Linked DNA regions of Homo sapiens: region 2 is linked to region 1. Evidence: read pairs that join two places in POLR2A ChIA-PET (ENCODE). Cell type or tissue: MCF 10A. All regions are shown on one strand. Links, peaks and the distances in the headings refer to the core of each region. The heading gives the core; the rest is flanking DNA. Region 1 overlaps FRY (FRY microtubule binding protein). Region 2 has its middle 87 kb from the start of FRY-AS1.

Region 1 (10,272 bases), core at 3,484-8,483:
TGTAATCCCAGCACTTTGGGAGGCCGATGCGGGCAGATCACCTGAGGTCAGGAGTTCGAGACCAGCCTGACCAATATGATGAAGCCCCATCTCTACAAAAAATACAAAAATTAGCCAGGTGTGGTGGCACGCACCTGTAATCCCAGCTACTTGAGAGGCTGAGACAGGAGAATCACTTGAACCCGGGAGGCAGAGGTTGCAATGAGCCGAGATCATGCCATTGCACTCCAGCCTGGGCAACAACAGCGAAACTCTGTCTCAAAAAAAAAAAAAAATCTAGTAATGGGAAAATTTAAATTATATCTAAAAGGTAAAGATGAATGGGCTGTCTATTATATTCATGGAATTTTACAGTTTTATCTGATAAGTGCAAAACAAACAAAAAGACACAGTCCAGTCCCTGTCCTCAAAGTATTTGTATTCGAAAGTAAAATAATACTAATTACAACAATATTATCATCCATGTTTGTAAAAAGAACAGATCTTAAAGCTAAGAGAAAGCAGAAGCAGATCTTCAAGTACCTAAGAGTAGAGAAATGTACACATAGAAATTGTCCATACCACTAAGTCTGACACAGCTGGTTTGTCTATTCACCAAAAAATACACACACACACACACACACACACACACACACACACAAACACTTTCCAAAGAAAACAGTCTAAGATTTATTGTATTTTGTTTTCTGAGACTATTAGCCTGAGGTTCCATGAAAAATTAGAAGCAAGCCTTGATTAAAAATGGTAATTGTTGCTGGGTGCTGTGGCTCAAGCCTGTAATCCCAGCACTTTGGGAGGCCGAAGTGGGTGGATTACCTGAGGTCAGGAGTTCGAGACCAGCCTGACCAACATGGTGAAACCCGGTCTCTACCAAAAACACAAAAATTAGCCGGGCGTGGTGGTGTGCGTGAGGCTGAGGCTGGAAAATCGCTTGAACCTGGGAGGCAGAGCTTGCAGTTAGCCAAGATCACGCCACAGCACTCTAGCCTGGGTGATAGAGTAAGACTCTGTCTCACCGGAAAAAAAAAAAAAAAAAAAGGCTGGGGGAGGTAATTGTGATTATAGAAATGAAAGGTGAACTAATAGAGTCCCGGAAGTTTGGAACAATTCTTGAGACCTTAAAGCAGAAATTTCAGGACAAATAAAGTAGGCAGTAAACATAGAGACATTGTTTAACCAAAGGCAGTACAGGGGCTGGTGGTTGGCAAGTGGGGCGTGAGGGGATTCTCAAGTGCTGGCAATTTTCTAGTTCTTGGCTTAGGTGGGGAGGTAACATGGTGTCCATTTTATAATACTTTGTTTAACTGCCTTATGGATTTTCCTCTATGTTTGCTACATGTATTTCTTAATAAAAAAGATTTTTAAAAGGCAATAGAGCAGAAAATATAAATAGCTTCAAGAAGATTTAGACAACTTATGAATGAGATATTCCCTAATGGGTTATTAGCATCGCTAAGAATATTTCAGGGTATTTTCCTAATCTTCGGTGGCATTTGGTGGACTTCTACAGAATACCCAATTTCAAGACAGCACCCCAAACTGGCCCCTTCTGACATTTAAATAATACTATTAGAATATGGTAGAAAATATTAGCTGTGTTTACTTTATAAGTAAAATTTCATGGAGATTAACTACAAAATGGTATATTAATTTTTCAGATTAGGAAATTAGCAAAAATTAAAATAGAAACTTTATTAAATTTACAAAAATCTATTTGGTATCAGCACATTCTCTGGTCCTACCGCAGACCTACTGTTAGGGCTGAATTGTGTGCCCCTCAAATTCATATGTTGAAGCCTGACCCTTCTGAGATCGAAATGTGACTGTATTTGGGCATACAGCTTATAAAAAGGTAATTAACTTAAAACAAAGTTATTATCATAAAATGGACACCATGTAACCTCTCCAGCTAAGTTATTAAGTTAAAATGAAGTTATATCTCTGTGTGTGTCTCTGTACTCGTCTCCCCTTCTTATAAGGACTCCAACATGACTGGGAGATGAGTAGAGACACACACACAGAGAAGACCATATGAAGACACAGGGAGAAAATGGCCACATACAAGCCAAGGAGAGAGGCCTCAGAAGGAATCAACCCTGCTAACACCTTGAGCTTGGACTTCAACTCCAGAACTGTGGGAAATAAATTTCTGTTGTTTAAACCAATTAGTCTGCAGTACTTTGTTATGGCAGCTTAAGCAGAATAATACACCTACTGAATCCGTAATTCCAGGGATGAATAATAATTTGTGTTTAATAAGCTCTACAGGTGTTTCTGATGTGAAAAAATTTGAGAAACACTGGTGTAGACTCAGAATAACAATAACAAGAAATATCTGTAAGTGGTTTTACATTTTAAGCGATTATACCATTTCACATTTTGATCCTTAACAATCCAGTGAATTAGGCAGTGAATGCATTTCCAATTAACAAATAAAGAAACAGATTGGAAGACCACAGTGGCAAAGAAGAGACTCAAACCCAGAGCTTCTGATATAAATTCCAGGAATTTCCATTACACCGCAGCTGTCTTAGACAGTGGTAATGGTAACATGTAGTCTCTGCCCTCTCTAGAATAGTTTATAGTTTAATTAGGAAGATAAAACAAGGTAGCACTGACCATGAGCCATGTGAATCACAATAGTAATAATTTACCGGGGGCCTACTATGTGTTAGCACCTGCTGGACACTGTCCAGACCTTTCTGATCTTCAGGGAGTTCAGATGCACCAGGTTCCATCACTTTCTTATATTTCACACTGACTATTTGGTGAATAGTCAATCACTATTCACTATTAAATAGTGGCTTCAGGGCATCAGAGAATGAAGGGGCTATTCTCATCTGCGTAATTAATTAGAGAGGATTTCAGAGGAGATTTGAGCTGGGGTACAGGTGAGCAGAGGACATTCGGTAGAGATGGATAAAAGGTAGGAAGCAGAAATGACCATGACTGTCAAGCAATGGAAGTGATACTTTAAATCAAGATTATAAAAATGCAATAACCCCAAACTGAATTTTAAAAAATTGTATTTCTTTTCAAATTATTTCCAGATACCAAAATAACTATGGTTTTAATTTTTAAATGTATGAGTTTAGAGAGAAAAATATTATAGTTAGAGTTATATAGTTTTAAAGATGACACGATACTAAGGAAAGTTTGTTTTCCAGTTTGAATCCATGACTAAAATAAGGAGAGAGAGAAAAAGGGAAGTTATTTGCATAATTCACTATTTCAATATTCTCATGAGTTAGTGGCTAAAAGTTTATTTATTTCTCATTTAAAAATAAATACGTCTATCTTTTACTTTTTTTTTTGAGATGGATTCTTGCTCTGTCACCCAGGCTGGAGTGTAGTGGCACGATCTCGGCTCACTACAACCTCCGCCTCCCGGGTTCAAGCGATTCTCCTGCCTCAGTCTCCTGAGTAGCTGGGATTACAGGTGCGTGCCACCACTCCCAGCTAATATTTTTTGTATTTTTAGTAGAGACGGGGTTTCAACGTGTTAGCCAGGATGGTCTCGATCTCCTGGCCTTGTGATCCGCCCACCTTGGCCTCCCAAAGTGATGGAATTACAGGTGTGAGCCACCGCACTCAGACTTTTATTTTTAAAAGTCCCAAATGATATAAACATGTTACTTAGCACAAAAGCCATCAAAAAATCTATTTGCATTTAAAATCTATTTTCTCTTAAAGTGACTTTAAGAAAAAAAAATTTCAATGACCTTTCCTTTAGTATTTCCTGTTTAGTATTTTATTTAGTAAATACTGTAACTCAATGATTACTTAGTCTTTGGTATACTATAAAATTCACATGAATATAAACTTCTGCTTTAAAATGTATAGTACATATTACAAAAATGAGTAAATGAACATATAAAGATAATATCGCATAAAGAGAAAGTAGTTTAAAAATCTATGATTCTTAAATGAAGTATTATTACTATTTAAATGAATCTACCAGATTTTGGCCAAAGTAGTTAAATTTGTTTTAACTGACTTTCAAAAAGTCAATATTATGGGTGAATAACACTTATTATCAAAATTCTTTTCCCTAAATGACAAGAACTAAACAGCATCATCACTAGTAAGACTAAAAATAGTGATTCTGCTAAAACTCAAATTCCAAAGTAAGTACTAATAGCTAAAGTCATAATCAGGAAAATATTTAATAAGCATTATCATTGGGAATGAGACATATAATCTAAAATTAGAATTATTACATTACTCAACTTTTTTAAAAAAGATAATCACACTATACCAGATAAGCAAACATTCTTTCTCCCACCCTGGGAATGAAGGAAACAGTACTTTTCTAAGGTAACAATAAAGTAATGGTCCTGGTGTACTTATGAGAAAGAAGTAATGTCATAATTCATGGTATGATACTAGTTTAAGTTTATACCATCTATCCATCAAGGTTAACTACATATAGACTAGTTGAGAACACATCAAGGGCTATTGGAGTCTGTGTTTACTGCAAGAGCAGACTGGCCAAACGGTTCACTAGAGACTGGAAAGTACTGGAGCACTGTCCAAATGGAGGCATTTCTTACACCCTACTACCGCAGAATAGGGACAAATACTGACATCACGAAAATAAAAAAAGCCACCATTGGCAAGCAAACACTGACTTGGTGGACCATAAATCTTACCTAAAATGGAAATTCCTACAAGCTTAGAATATTGCTCAGTTATGACAGTGTTTCTCAACTTATTCACAACCAACTCAGAATCACAGAGCTAAGGAAGGTCATTTGACAGTAACCAATATTATTGTTATGCATAATTCACAAAAACTAAGGAAAACACAAAGTCATTTTTGGATACTGAAGTTTCCAAATGACAGCTGAAAGTTTATGTTGAGATTTTCAGGGTTTGACAAATCAGCAAGTATACATGTTAATACCTCATTTTTCCCAATCTTTTCTAGAAATGAGGTAGATACACGATTTGCTGGATAACTACAGCTTGTCCATTTAAAATGCTAATGCTTTCATTACTCAATTGCAATGGAAATATCTCCAAAATGCATTACACTTTTTTCTTAATGATTCATGAACCACAATTATTTTAATAGGCTATAAAACTACAATATAGCCTCATGCAAAATGGCCCAGATCACTCTATTGTTTAATTCTTATGTATGCTTTGGCCAGTTTCTTTCCTTTCTGTTGCCACCAGCGGTTGAGCTTTATTTCTCAATGGCATCAGTTTATCATCCTCTGGAAGTTCCCGTTCCTCCTTCGAACACTGATGTGTTATATATTAAAAAAAATATAGTCAGGATGAGTAGATAAACTGGATTAGATTAAATAAATTATGCCAAGGAGTTAAGGGGTTCTATTTCCTGCATTCTGGTCTATGTTTTGGCCAGGTAAGATTGCTAAGTGCTTTTTAAAATTTTTGTTTTTTTGATAAATTGTGTAATTTCCATGCTACTACGTTACGAAATTCAATCCCTTGAAGATAAAAATCTCTTTCTGAGGAAGGATTGCATTTCACAAGGATTGGAGCATCACTGTTGCTTTAAGCTGACCTCCTGGCATGAATTCACATTATGTCTCTGGTTCATTTTGCCTAACTTAGGCATTCGGGATCTTGCCTGATTTGCCTCAGGGTTGGACAAAATGAAGCTGGGTAAGTAGGGTGTGACATCACTTTTGGAAGAGGTATATTGTTGCTAATAGTCTAACGCAATTTTGTTCTTGCCTGCTAAGTAGTGCTATGGGGCCAGATAAATTTAGCAATGAGAATTTCCCCCCTGACTTGTTTCCATGACAGAGTCTGGGACATTTTTAGCTCAGCTGAATTAAGTAAGGTCTATAGTAAAGGGGACATTCTAGAATGGAATTTTCCCACTGATAGATGATATATTGTAACCACCCACTCATGGGCTAGAGAAAACAGAACTTTCAAAAGTGATAAACTTCCTTGGAATATTTAGGCAGAGAGAAATGTAATCTGGTCACCCCATTTCTTTGATGCAACAGTATGAAACCCATGGACTCTAGGTAGGATCTGGCCCAAGTGCCAAGTAAAAAAGATAATTGATACCTGTCTTGGAAGAGCTTTCTATTCAGTTTCAGAGATGGGGCACACATGGCAAAGAGCCCTACCTAGTTCCTTGTAAGCTCAACCCCAACTTCCCTAAATTAGGGCTGGAAGGACAGTGAAAGCACGCACGTTCTCATGGTAAAGGGTTCTGGCATTCACTTACTTGGCTTGTGCCAACACTCCAATGACTTCTGCATACAGGTCTGCCACAATATGCATATTGCCAGTGTTGGGACCAAGGTACCTAAGTAGGGTATAATTAGACAAGTTAGGGATCCCTGGTCATCGGAAAAAAGCAAACCACTGATTTAGTTTTAAACACCAACTTCAACATTCTAAGGTGAGAAATCATCTTACCCTTCTTTGTATTTAAAGTGCTTGAAAGCCAAGTTAATAACATCATGTATTAAACTGTCTATTACAGGATGAAGTGGAATCTGAAAAAAAAAGGTGGTTCTTAACTCAGAAGGGAATATTAAAGAACAAATCGGTACAGTACTTCCAATAACTATATATGACAATCAATAGCAATCAATAAACATAAGTCATATAACCCAGTATTTGGAATTCAGAAATAATTTTAAAAACTTAGACTTTTACAACCTAAGTAGTTTTTAGATCAATAAATATTATCTAAAAGTAACAATAAATTAATCACCTACCTGTTTCAAAACTTCTATTAATACTAAAGAAAAAATAAAATCAATGGCGAGGTCCCGTCTTTCCATTAAATAATCTCGCTGTTGTTCATCGCTGTAAAATTTAAAATATTTACATTAAAGCACACTGAAGGTATTCTCAGAGTAATACAATTCATAAAAAATCTAGGACTCCTCCCTAATAGACTGCAAAACCCATTTTTAAAATTATATAATTGCACTGGTAGATACATGCTAACGTTGGCCGGGCGGAGTGGCTCATGCCTGTAATCCCAGCACTTTGGGAGGCCGAGGCGGGCAGATTACCTGAGGTCAGGAGTTTGAGAACAGCTTGGCCCACATGGTGAAACCCCGTCCCTGCTAAAAATACAAAAATTAGCCAGGTGGCATGGTAGCCCATGCCTGTAATCCCAGCTACTTGAGAGGCTGAAGCAGGAGAATCGTCTGAACCCGGGAGGCGGACGGAGGTTGCAGTAAGCTGAGATCATGCCACTGCACTCCAGCCTGGGAGGCAGAGCGAGACTCCATCTCAAAACAACAACAACAACAACAACAACAAAACATGCTAATTCTCTGTGTGCTGCAGTGGACAAACATTGGATTTGAAGTCGGAATATTTGACTTCAAATTTAAAATTTTCAATGATGTTAACTTGAGTAGTTATTTGTGCGTCTATCACCTCACCTTGTGGTCTTTTCTAAGGTAGCTTTCAACTCTGCAATTCTACCACCTGTAAAATGTGATAACAACTTGAGACAGGCTACCATACCAGAGGTGGACATTGAAAGATCTCGTGAAAGGAGCTAAACAATGTAAGGAAACAAGAAGGAAATAATATGATCACCAATTTGAGCAGGACTGCAGGGGTGAAGAGGATCGGCATTACCACTTTTCTTTTCTTTCCCTGTCCCTTTTCTCTTACATTTTTTGCCACTTGAGACTTAGTGAAAGGAGGAATGAAGAAGTGAAGGGGTGGTGAGAGAGAAGAGTAAAAGGCAGAAGGAAGAAGAGGTAGGAGAAGCAAAGCAGTCATTTGTGCTCATTTAAAAGTTAGAAGCACGTGGTTGTGGTGACTATGGCCTTATAGTATAATTTGAAATCAGGTAGTGTGATGCCTCCAGATTTGTTCTTTTTGCTTAGTCATGCTTTGGCTATGTGGGCTCTTTTTTGGTTCCATATGAATTTTAGAATTGCTTTTCCTAATTCTGTGAAGAATGACGGTGGTATTTTGATGGGGATTGCATTGAATTAGTAGATTGCTTTTGGCAGTGTGGTCATTTTCACAATATTGATTCTACCTATCCTTGAGCATGGGATATGTTTCCATTTGTTTGTGTTGTCTGTGATTTCTTTCAGCAGTGTTTTGTAGTTTTCCTTGTAGAGGTCTTTCGACTCCTTGGTTAGGTATATTCCTAAGTATTTTATTTTATTTTTTGCAGCTATTGTAAAAGGGGTTGAGTTATTGATTTGATTCTCCGCTTAGTCGTTGTTAGTATATAGAAGAGCTACTGATTTGTGTACATTAATCTTGTATCTGGAAACTTTGCTGAATTCTTTTATCAGTCCTAGGAGCTTTCTGGAGGAGTCCTTAGGGTTTTCAAGGGAAATGATCATATTGTCAGCAAACAGTGACAGTTTGACTTCTTCTTTACTTATATGGATGCCCTTTATTTCTTTCTCTTGTCTGATTGCTTTGGCTAGGCCTTCTAGTACTATGTTAAAGAAGAGTGCTGACAGTAGGTATCCTTGTCTTGTTCCAGTTCTCAGAGGGAATGCTTTCAACTTTTCCCCATTCAGTATTATGTTGGCTGTGGGTTTGTCGTAGATGGCTTTTATTACATTAAGTTATGTCCCTTGTATGCCGATTTTGCTGAGAGTTTTAATCATAAAGAGATGCCGGATTTTGTCTAATGCTTTTTTTTTTCTTTTTTTTTTTCTGAGGCGGAGTCTCACTCTGTCGTCCAGGCTGGAGTGCAGTGGTGCCATCTTGCTCACTGCAAGCTCCGCCTCCCGGGTTCACACCATTATCCCGCCTCAGCCTCCCGAGTAGCTGGGACTATAGGCGCCTACCACCATGCCCAGCTAATTTTTTGTATTTTTAGTAGAGACAGGGTTTCACTGTGTTAGCCAGGATGGTCTCGATCTTCTGACCTTGTGATCCACCCACCTCGGCCTCCCAAAGTGCTGGGATTACAGGTGTGAGCCACTGCGCCCGGCCTGTCTAATGCTTTTTCTGCATCTATTGGGATGAACATGTGATTTTTGTTTTTAATTCTGTTTATGTGGTGTTTACAGCTAACTGATCTTCGACAAAACATACAAAAACATAAAGTAGGGAGAGGGCACCCTTTTCAACAAATGGTGCTGGGATAATTGGCTAGCCACATGTAGGAGAATGAAACTAGATCTTCATCTCTCACCTTATACAAAAATCAACTCAAGATGGATTAAGGACTTAAACCTAAGACCTGAAACTATAAAAATTCTAGAAGATAACATTGGAAAAACCCTTCTAGACACTGACTTAGGCAAGGATTTCATGACCCAAAACCCAAAAGCAAATGCAATAAAAACAAAGATAAATAGCTGGGACCTAATTAAACTAAAGAGCTTTTGCACGGCAAAAGGAACAGTCAGCAGAGTAAACAGACAACCCACAGAGTGGGAGAAAATCTTCACAATCTATACATCTGACAAAGGACTAATATCTAGAATCTAAAATGAATGCCAACAAATCAGTAAGAAAAAAACCACCCCACCAAAAAGTGGGCTAAGGTCATGAGTAGACAATTCTCAGAAGAAGACATACAAATGGCCAACAAACATATGAAAAAATATCTCAACATGACTAATGATCAGGGAAATGCAAATCAAAACCACATGTGATACCAACTTACTCCTGCAAGAACGGCCATAAAAACAAAAAACAAAAAACAAAAAAACCCGTAGATGTTGGCGTGGATGCAGTGAACAGGGAACACTTCTGCAATGCTGGTGGGAATATAAACTAGTATAGCTGCTATGGAAAACAGTGTGGAGATTCCATAAAGAACTAAAAGTAGAATTACCATTTGATCCAGCAATCCCACTACTGGGTATCTACCCAGAGGAAAAGAAGTCATTATTCGAAAAAGATACTTGCACATGCATGTTTATAGTGGCACAAATCATGATAGCAAAATCGTAAACCAACCTAAACGCCCATCAATCAATGAGTGGATAAAGAAACTGTGGTATATATATATGATCGAATACTATGCAGCCATAAAAAGGAATGAATTAACAGCATTTGCAGTGACCTGGATGAGATTGGAGACTATTATTCTAAGTTAAGTAACTCAGGAATGGAAAACCAAACATTCTATTGATATGTGGGAGCTAAGCTGTGAGTATGCAAAGGCATCAGAATGATACAATGTGGGCTGGGCATGGTGGCTCACGCCTGTAATCCCAGCACTTTGGGAGGCCAAGGTGGGCGGATCATGAGGTCACGAGTTCAAGACCAGCTTGGCCAACATAGTGAAACCCCGTCTCTACTAAAAATACAAAAATTAGCCAG
Region 2 (10,272 bases), core at 2,655-7,654, 180 kb after region 1:
GTTTGCTACAGAGGCCTAGACTCTTAAGGCCTGGTCTCTTAGGACCCTCAGCCAAATAACTCACACTAACATTCTATTGTTGAGGCTTTTTTAACAGAAAACAAAATGTTAGTTTAATGTTTTTATATAAATATGACTTTAAAATATATTGGTTTCTTCTTTTAAGATTCGTTGCTGTGACCACGAGGGTCATTCATTCCTTTACTCTGGAGATATTTATTGAGGTGTGCAATACGCAAGGTACTCTGCTGGGAAAATTCTTTCCCATCAGCCTAAACCAGAAACTGTCTGGTTTTCTGCTTTCTTTCCAAGGCCTAGAATGGTTCCCGGCATATAGTAGAATCCTAATAATGAATGAATGACACACTAAGATAAGCCATACCTGCATTTTCCCCCAGCTAGGAGTTCAGATTGTTATAAAAATCAGTATAAAGACCTTTCCCTTTGGCAATCTCTATCTACCAACTAATTCTTTCTTGGAGCCAGAATCAGATAGGCTCCACAGAGTTGACACAGCTTCATAGCAAATCAGTTAATTAACCACTAGATGTTGATGGGATACCTACTTTGCGCAATTTCCCCCCTCCTAGACAAATGAGCCACGCAAGGAAGCAACTGAGATAGTCTCTGCTTTTCAGAGAGTTTTCATACAAACATAAAGTTACTATAATGCATCCCTGAGGTCAAGGAGGTGGCATCAAGGAAAACTAAAGGAGGTCAGAGGAAGAAGATAGAAGCCTAGGATTTGGCCTTTAACCAGCGGAAGAATGGAAGAAAAGGCATAACAGAAATGCAGGGTGTGTGTGTGGTATGTGTGTCTGTATGTTGGGAGGTGAGGGAGAATGCCACAGACAGAGTCTGGGAGAAGCCAGAGCACACAAGGTATACCAGGAGTTAATTCCATTCAGTGTGATTTGAGTCAATTGAATAAATATTTATTGAATGCACACTGTGTGCCTGGCATTGTGATAGGTACTAGGTATACAATGGTTAACAAGACTGATATCATTCCTGGGTCACTGGCAAGTGGGAGATACGGAGAAGTAAACAGACAATGACAATATAGTGTGATAAGTGCTATGATAGGGAAAAGTCCAGGTGTTATGAGAAGGATGCAGAAAGGACCCAACCCAAACACTGGCATCAAGAAAACTTCCTGGAAGAGGGGATGTCAAGTTGACCCCCAAAGCCAAGGTAGAAACTGGTTGGGTGAAACTGTGCAGGTAGAGTATACAGTACTTACACTAGAATTGCAAATGTGAAGGACCATGAGGATCTGAAAGTGGCTGAATTTGTTGAAACACAAGGGGAAGGAGGGCTGGAAAAGAGGCTGGGGATGGAAGCAGTGGCCAGAATTTGCATCTCTTGTACTTCATATTAAAGAGTTTGGACTTCATCCTAACAGCAGTGGTAACCTTGAGGAATTTTACGCAAGAGAATGAAACAAGTGGATGTGCATTTTAGGTAACTATCTGCAGTGTGAGATGGCCCTAAAGGAGCAATGGGTAAAAAAAAAAAAAGGGTAATATGCAGTTAGATCCTTGAAGTTTTATCCTTAACACAATGTAAGAACAAAATGATTATTTTGTGAATGAAGTGATCAGTGAATCAATCAATAATTTGGTGCAGGATTGAAAATACAAGACTTCAGGCAGAGGATAAAGTTGTCTGTATGTATATAAGGGTCAGAGTGAAAGCTGATTGGAACACTGACATGTCTTCAAGTCTTGAATCTCATCAGACAAATGATAACAGTTGACAATGGAGTAAAGTGGAACAGAGTAGAAACAGCTTCAGTGTTGGAGTCAAAAGACCAAGGTCTGAATCTTAGTTTTGATGTTTATTAATTTTGAGATGTGCCTTAATTTCTCTGACCATTGGGTTCCACATCTATTATGCCTATTCTTTACGTGCCACTGCGTAGCTAGAATGGGAATGGTTATCACAATCTGTGTGCATTTCTGTTTTCAGGTGGTACGCAGGCACTGTGGGAAAACTGATGGCCCAGTGGAGTTTCTAAATCATCCACTGTAAAAATCAGTCAGTTAGTGAAACCTGCCTGACTGAGGGTGGAGTCGTGGTTTACATAGCGGGGATTTAGAAATCAAGTAGCCAGTAAGTATTGCACGAAGTTTGGGCAGGTGACTCTGTAACTTGTCCACTGGAGACCCTAGTGGAGAGGTTGGGAGAGGGGTGGGAAACGCCCCTCTTCTGCTGCTGCCCCTAAGGAGAGTACTGGGCACAGAAAGAGCAGAAACAGGTGGTATAGTTGAGGGGTCACAGGGGTCAGTGAGGTAGCTTGGAGAACATACACAGGTAGTTAAGGACATAGTCTAGACTGGAACTCACCTCCCTGAAGTTGAGTGCTCTTTTCACAACTCCACCTTGTCAAATTAATTATGTCAACTCAAGATCTTAGAAAGGACAACTTATGTAAGATTCAAGCCAAGAGGCCTTCTCATAAGTTTGTGGCTGTAGCTACCAGCCAGGGCCAGATGACCTTATAGAACGAGAGGGCAAAGCAGGAATGCTGGCTGCAGGAGTGAGGCATTCCCCTGGATCCAGTTGTTTGGAAAGAAGAAGGCCATGAAGTATGGGGGTGGGGCTATGTCGGTGGTGGCAGAGAAGTGCAGGATGAATTATAAGGTACCTGAATCCAGACATAATTAACCAAAGAATAATGTTAAGAGAAGAAAAAGCAAAAGGTGAAGAACTGCTCTGCAAGAAGGTTCTGGAAGAAGGGCTAGTGAACCAATTCATCAGAAAGTACATCATACCATGTAGTTTTAGGAAACACAGCAGGCCTGAGCTCCTTGGTACCCTTAGGAGATCCAAGCGAACAGGCAGAAAGTGACTGTGCTCTGTGAAATACTTCAGGCACCCAAATGCTCCTCTTTCCAGCACTTTTCATACCATCCCCCTCTCCTTCCCCCTAACACACTCACACACTGACACCTTCTGGCCCACTCCAGGCTGAGTTTTGCTTCTTTTCTGCAGAAGAGTGTGACACTAGGGCAATATCACTGAACTGAAGAAATTTATTAAAATAGCTTCCTTAAGAAATGTAATTTTGAGTCCCACATCTCTAAATCATCTTTATCTTCTCGCTTTCCAAAAGCAGTATAAAGAGTCAGCTGTTTTGGGTAGTCCATATAATTTTTATGAAGTAAAACTCGACTAAATTATTTTTTGGCTTCCTACATTCATAGAGTTAGCCCTAAGTGTTGGGTTAACTCTATGAATACAGAAAACCAAAAAATAATTTAGTCTCATCTGTCCCCCATAAAGAAGGCTCCAATAAATCGATCAGCCATAACAAAAAGGCCACTTTCAGTTTTTCCTGGAAATCCCAAAGCAAATAGTATTGAAACCAAATTGGCTATATAATTCATATAATTTATACTCTCCAGTGATCACTTAGCTCAATTAAGGTTCGCAGTCACAGGTATCTCTGACAATCTACGTATCTATAATATGCACACATAAACATCTGGGGCAGACATCAGAGTCCCTTTATCAAGACTGAAATCCATGTCTCCTGTGCTCTAATATATTTCACCATCCACACTGTTCAGTTGAGCTTTTTACTACAAATGGTTTTAGGCTCTGATGCAAGACAGGAATTTGAAGCATGCATTGGAGTGTTTAATGGTGTTAATTTTTGGTGCACACAAACATCAACTTCACTCAACAATCCAATAATATTGCAAAAAAAAAAAATGCCAGAGAATGAAATACATCAATGGAATTCTTCAGGATTGCAAGCAAAGTAGTTCCACATTCCTGCTGATGCCAACAAATAATAAAATAGCTGCCTATTTACAGGTCCTTAAAGATGTTACAATCAATAAAGAAAATAAAACGAAGAAGATAGTGTGCTTTCAGATCAAACAATTATTCTTTTATATTCAGACATGTTTATTTACTTAAAGTCTTCGAATGTAACCCAAGTTAATTTTAAATGAACATCTGATTGTAACAAGGGAAATATAATCTGTGTGTGTGTGTGTGTGTTTGGTTTTGTTTCAATTGGATGGTATAAATGTAAACAATTCCTACCTGGAAATATGGATGGTCTCTTCTTCGGGTGCCTCAGGTGAATGGGATCCAAGTTCTTAATGTTTCTTTGAAGTCTTCCTCTAATGTCATTTCCTATGAGTAGTTCAGGTGGCAGGCTACTCCTTCTTGATGATTTATAATCATTTTGAGATGAATTTAGTTTGTTCTTCGTTCTGGAATATAAATTGCTGTCATCAACTGCCATTGTGGGGGATACATTAGCGACTCTGAACAAAAATCCAGAAAGCCAAACCCAGCGGCAGCCACCGTCACAGCCACCGTTGCAGCCACCGCCGCCGCCCCAGACTCTGATGTTCTCATGCTTTACCCTGCACTTGTTTGGGAAGCTTAACAAGTTGATAGGCGTGGACTTTAACAGGTGTAGAATTACTAAGTAGCCCCTCCTTTCTACAGTTAATAGCACAGGGGAGGAGAGATAAAAAAAAAAAACCATCAGTTGGCAGAAGACTGGGGAATTTGAACAGATGTGACTCAGAGTGGATGGTAACAAAAGTGGTGTAATGGTTGCTGCATGAAATTTCAGCTTCATGGGTGCAACACCATAAAGCAAACACAGTTCACTATTCAAGAATAGATGCCTACGTAAATTACAAGTCTAATTTTTTGTATAATTTCCCAAACTCTTACGGATTTTAAACAGTTTTGGGGAAGCATTTTTACATTCCCTCATACCTTTAAGTTTCAAGCTATACACATAACACAGAACGAACATCCTTCTTTAGTCAGTGTCTTATTTGGCTGGCCGCCAACTGGAAGTTGGCTGGAAGAGGGAGATGAGAGATGACTGGTGATGACCAGGAAGGAACTGGTTGTGGGCGTGTGTCAGGCAGCAGTGCTGGGAACCCGCTGTTGCTTGCCACCCACCCCTTCCATCCTGTGCTCCAGCTGGCAGATAGCTTCTCCAGAAGTTCCTACTGCCTGGCAGTGGAGTCAGAGGTCTAGAAAACAAGCCTTAGCCATAGAAGTAATGACAGGCCTCCACTCACAAATAAAAAGTCAACGTTATTATCCTTGCGGGGATTCTGCCTAGCTTTAAACTAAAATGGTCAATGGGTTTGGTGGTCTAAGAAAAACCAGCATTTCTTCACTCAAGATTCCTGCTTGTCCTATCATCCAGCTTCTTTCTCTCTCTCTCTCTCTCCTGGATTTTGCATTTTTATGTCCTTTGCTCCCTTCCCTCTTGCTCTATGTATGTGGAAATGTTCTGCACTTTCTTCCTTAACTGACTGTGCAGAAATCATCACTCTATAATTCATCTTCCCCAGCCATGCTGTGCTCCAGCTGGCAGATAGCTTCTATGGCCATGCTATGCCCATGTCCATCAGCAATCTCTCTCTGTCACATACACACAACACCCCTTTTGTGTTCTGTCTGGTTGCAATGTGAGATGAGATTTGCCTTTTCCCTTCCCAGTGCCTGGAATCAATAGATACATAACATTATAAGGGATTTAGGGGTCATTTCAGAAATCACTGTTTATTTTGGTTTCCTAGATGCTAAATACGTTTTAATATTTGTTGATATTTAGGAGCTGGTTCTGTTTACCAACTTGAGAATATACTTCCACACTAATACAAGTTTTGTTCTCTTTATGCCCTTTCAGCAACAGGTCTCCAAACCACAACAGATTTTCTGGAGAGAAAAGCATTTTTCCTTACAAGTATGCCCAATTGAGAGTTACCATTATAATCTAGCAATCATAACTATAATTATAATCCAGCAATCATATTTATGTATTAGATTATTAAGTTATTTCACCAGTTCTGAGAATCATCTGCACCACTTCCCTCCCAGGACCTAGAATAACTTTGTCAAGCTGAAATGTACCATGAACTTCAAAACAATGAGTGACTTGTATGAAACCATTTCTAAAAGCCCATGAGACTGCCTGAATCTCCCTCACCCTAATGATAATACATTTTTTCTAGTAAGGAAATATAAAGTAAAAGCATTTTTTAAAGTTTGAGATAATGATATAATAGGAGGAAAAAACATACATTCCTACAACCCAAACTTCAAGAACAGTGTTTAATTTTCAAATATAAAGCAAGATAGAATCCTAGGCACAAAAGATTGGGTGCTAACTGGGAGAAATTCATCAATCAGGAAAGCAGAAGCTCAAACTATTTGGTGAGTGTGTCTTTCTCAATCACACTGTTACCATGGGGCCAACATAAGAGCATGTATGAGATTAAATAGAAGTCTCTAAGGAAAGGTGTTATTATCACACAGAGTGTACACCAGGTATGTCTGCATAGTGTGCCTTTGTCTTTAAGAGTCCCGCTGAAAACACAGAATGAAGTACATATGCACCTGGAATGCATTATAATAATAGCCATCATTTACTGCGTGCTTAAAACTGGCCAGATTCTGTGCTAAGCCTTTGGCATGCATTACCTCATTGATTCCTCCTAATCACCCTGTTTATAGATGAAGATGCTGAGACAGAGTAAAACACATAGGAATTAGAGGAGAGAAGATTTGAACACGGGTTTTATCTGACTCCAAAGTTCAAGTTCATGCCTTAAACTATACCACCATAACAATTGTTAAATGTGTGTAATATCTAAAAGGAATTAAAAGTCTTTCTCTACTTTCCTAAAAACAATTATTGGTTTCAAGCAGATTCTCACTGCATCAACTCTGTGAAGGAGTGATCTGGCTCACTTAACTAGGTTTGCCCTATGTAACAGTTGTCAGGAGGTCTTTGAGGTTCACAGAATGAAAGAGAAAAAGCAAGAAAATTCAAATTTTTGCCAGAGTATATTAGAAAGTAATTGCATTCCTACTAGTATCCATGTTGACGCATTTCACACTAAAATGCATTTTAGATAAAAACATTATGTATTCCTGACATTTAAATTATGATTAGGAAAAAAAATCCTCTACCCTATTTCAGAAGTACATCAAGTCCTCTAAACCTCTAAAAAGTAAATGACCTAAGAGAGGCAAGAGAAGTTCCCGATGTGTCCAACTTCATCTCTCTCCTGCCCAACTCATTTTCCCCTCATAGAGAATAGAAACAGATGGGGATCTAGCTCATTTAATACACTTCTTTAATGGAGAAAAGTGAGAACAACTTCAATTTTCTATTGTTCAAGTATTAGAGCAATGTAAACAAGGAACAATTTTTATTTATTCAAAAGTAGTATTAAATCTGTGAACATGAAAAAGTAAAGTAAATCATTCTTTCAAAATAGTTAAATTGGCTGCCACATGAATGACAATCAACCACAGAACATTTAGCTTGGTTTGTCTACATGAGAATATTTATAGATTACAATGTTAAGTCCATCTCTCCTTCTGTATAGCAACAGCCAAAGTGGAATTTTTTTTTCAGGTGGTCAGAAGAACGATGAGACAGGCTTTGGGCTAAGAGGAATTTCAAAACTGATAGTATAAATAAATAATTTTAAATACATAAATGGACATTTTCTGTTTTAATGACCATTATTATCATTATCATCATTTTTGAGACAAGGTCTCTATCTGTCACCCAGACAGGAGTGCAGTGGCAGCAATCATGGCTCACTGCAGCCTCCACCTCCCAGGCTCGAGCAAACCCCCCACCTCAGCCACCTGAGTAGCTGGGACTACAGGTGTGCACCACCATGCCCAGCTACTTTTTGTATTTTTTTGTAGAGATGGAGTTTCACCATGTTGTCCAGGCTGGCCTTGAACTCCTGGCCTCAAGTGATCCTCCTGCCTCAACCTCTCAAAGTGCTGGTATTACAGGCATGAGCCACCATGCCTGGCTGACCATTATGTTTTTAAAGATCTCTATTCTCCTATGAATCCAATATACTAATCTCTTTTGAATTATTTTATTATCCTTCAAGATGCTGTGTATTTTATATTAAATGGTGTTATAATATCATGGAAATTTTATTCTTCTTGGTTAGACTTTAATCTTCTTTCCCTCAGATTGTTCAAACAGTCTGTAGAAAGACATTTACTCACTTTGTAGCCATGCTTTCCTTGTGGATTTTGGTAGCTTTTTTTCTGTAGAGATGGGGGTTGCCTAGGCTGGTCTTGAACTCCTGACCTCAAGTGATCTTCCTGCCTTGGCCTCCTAAAAGGCTGATATTACAGGCATGAGCCACTGTGTCCAGCCCTATTGGCAGCTTTTAAATAGAACTGAATTATTTTGCTTGTTGTGAGATAGCTGCAATTATATTGAGAACAATACAATTTTACAACCGTCACCATTTTTCTCATTGTCACCTTCATAGAAATGGTCCGCCAAGAAGATTTTAGGCCGGTATGGATTTACCAAATTAATTCCAAATCTCAATCTGACCCAGCTATACTGCATATCCTGCAAACATTTCTTATTTTTGAACTCTATTCAGTTTTCAACTGAGATGACCTACTAATCAGTGGGTTTGCCACTAGGAAAAAATAACAGTATAGAATATCAGGATGATGGATATCACCAAGTCAAACAGGTCAACTGACTTCTCCCTCCAAAAGGTCTTGTTGCCAACACATCTTTGCTCAATATGGGTAACAATGTTTGCAGTATTACCTGTGGTATGATTATGGCTGAGGAAATCTTTTCTTAGATCCTAAAAATACAATGTGGATGTTCAGTATCTCATTGGCTCTCAATAGGAATGAACACTAATGATAAGTCTTCCCGTTACAATTCTCTGCTCCCTTGGCTTCCATGACACTATTATTTCTCATTTGTCTTCCTATGTCTCAGGTCCCTTCTGCTCAGATTCTTCAGGGGCTCCTTAAAAAGTCTGTTTTCCTCCCTCCCTCTCTTTGGCAGGCCCATTTATTGAATACCTGTTATGTGTCTGGCACCATGCTATGTTCAAGATCTCTATTCTTCAGAATCTTTTCATCTAAAAAAGGAGCAGAACAACAATAAACAAATTATTGCAATACAGAATGACTGCTCTGTGCAGAGGTGACACGAAAAAGTGTTTCAGTCTTCTCTTCCTGATGGAGAGAGGGGATGGGAAAGGGTTCTCAGAGGAGAAGTAATAAGTTCACAAGGCAGATGAGTGGACCCTGGGCAAAGGCACTAAGGTGTGACATTAGCACCGAATGTCCACAGAATGGCAAATAGAGCAATCCTGTGCCAACACAGGACCTTACCTCATGCAGAAGTATGGATGCTGGAAAAACAAGATTGGACAATCTGAGAAAATAGAGAGCTGAAGGAAAAACAATCAGTGGTGTTATAATATATATTTTAACACCATCATATATCAGACATCTTCCAGATAATAATACAGACTTTGAAAAAGTCTGCATTAAAAATTTGGCTGTAACCTTTTAAAACAAGTTGGTAATTCCTAACAAAATTTAAAATTTTCTAGCTCCAGTAAGTAATCCTTCTCCTAAACCATCTTTATTTATTCCAGAAACTGTGATAGAGGGATTTGCTGAAGCAGACTCTTAACACAGTTTTTAAAGTCACGCAGACTTTATCTTTTTTAAAAAGCTTCAGAACCAGTTTTTACTGGCTTGAAATCTAACTTCATTTACACTTGCATTCTTCCTTGCTCAAATGTGCAAGTCCCAGCAAAATGCCAGTAAATGCCTGGCCTTTTCTCAAATTAAGGTAAGGTGTAAGGGCGCATTTTTTTTTTCTAGGCTTGTGTGGCTCTCTTTGGTGAGAGGGTACAAAATAAAGAAATCTCCCTCTCTACACTACCCCTGACACACCCACATGGTCTATGAGAGGAAGTACTGTTAGTTTATGTCTTATTCTTCTGTTTAAGGGATTGAACTAAAATTTGCATTCATAAAAGAACTGAAAAATTTTATTTTTTGTGTGTCCAAATACTAGGACAGTGTTTAACTTCAGAAATGCGGTTGCCAGAACCAGGCTGTCACGTGCCCACTGTAACTGAGCCGGCTGCTGCATCAGTGGCTCCACCATCTTTAGGCATTCTCACCTACGGTTTCAACTTGCATCTGTGAGCTGATGATGTCTAAGTCCAAGCTCCCCCCCTACTTCTCCATAGTGTCCTAGATATCTATATTTAATTGCATACTATTTCCTGGTGGAAACTCAGCATGTATAAAACTGGTTCCTCCAAATGTGCAGCTCCTGAATTTCTGTATTTTTTATTTTACCAAAATGGCACCACATTTACCCAGTGACCCCAGCCAGAAACCTTGGAATTATTCTGTCCAAATCATGTCATTTTTACCCCTTAAACATCTTTTGAT

Evidence for each region. ChIA-PET counts read pairs that join two places held together with the same protein. Peaks named below come from ENCODE experiments on the same cell type or tissue, not always from the same donor. Only the 100,000 strongest peaks of a DNase experiment are listed, where the experiment ranks them.
Region 2: POLR2A ChIA-PET joins it to region 1 with 5 read pairs; 2 of 35 experiments call an interaction of 5 or more read pairs at or near these places.

What each region holds. Positions count from the first base shown.
Region 1 is chr13:32,120,821-32,131,092 of GRCh38, reverse strand. It overlaps FRY (FRY microtubule binding protein), which reads right to left. Exons shown (of 61, transcript NM_023037.3): 5 at 6,717-6,807; 6 at 6,412-6,491; 7 at 6,218-6,298. Among named protein-coding and RNA genes, the nearest start is that of FRY, 94 kb to the right of the region's middle. In MCF 10A, for the core only: no CTCF peak of the experiment used is centred there; a DNase peak (open chromatin) is centred at 5,602.
Region 2 is chr13:31,939,969-31,950,240 of GRCh38, reverse strand. It overlaps the pseudogene EEF1DP3. Among named protein-coding and RNA genes, the nearest start is that of FRY-AS1, 87 kb to the left of the region's middle. RefSeq lists enhancers at 3,862-4,361, 4,362-4,863. In MCF 10A, for the core only: no CTCF peak of the experiment used is centred there; DNase peaks (open chromatin) are centred at 4,510 and 4,850.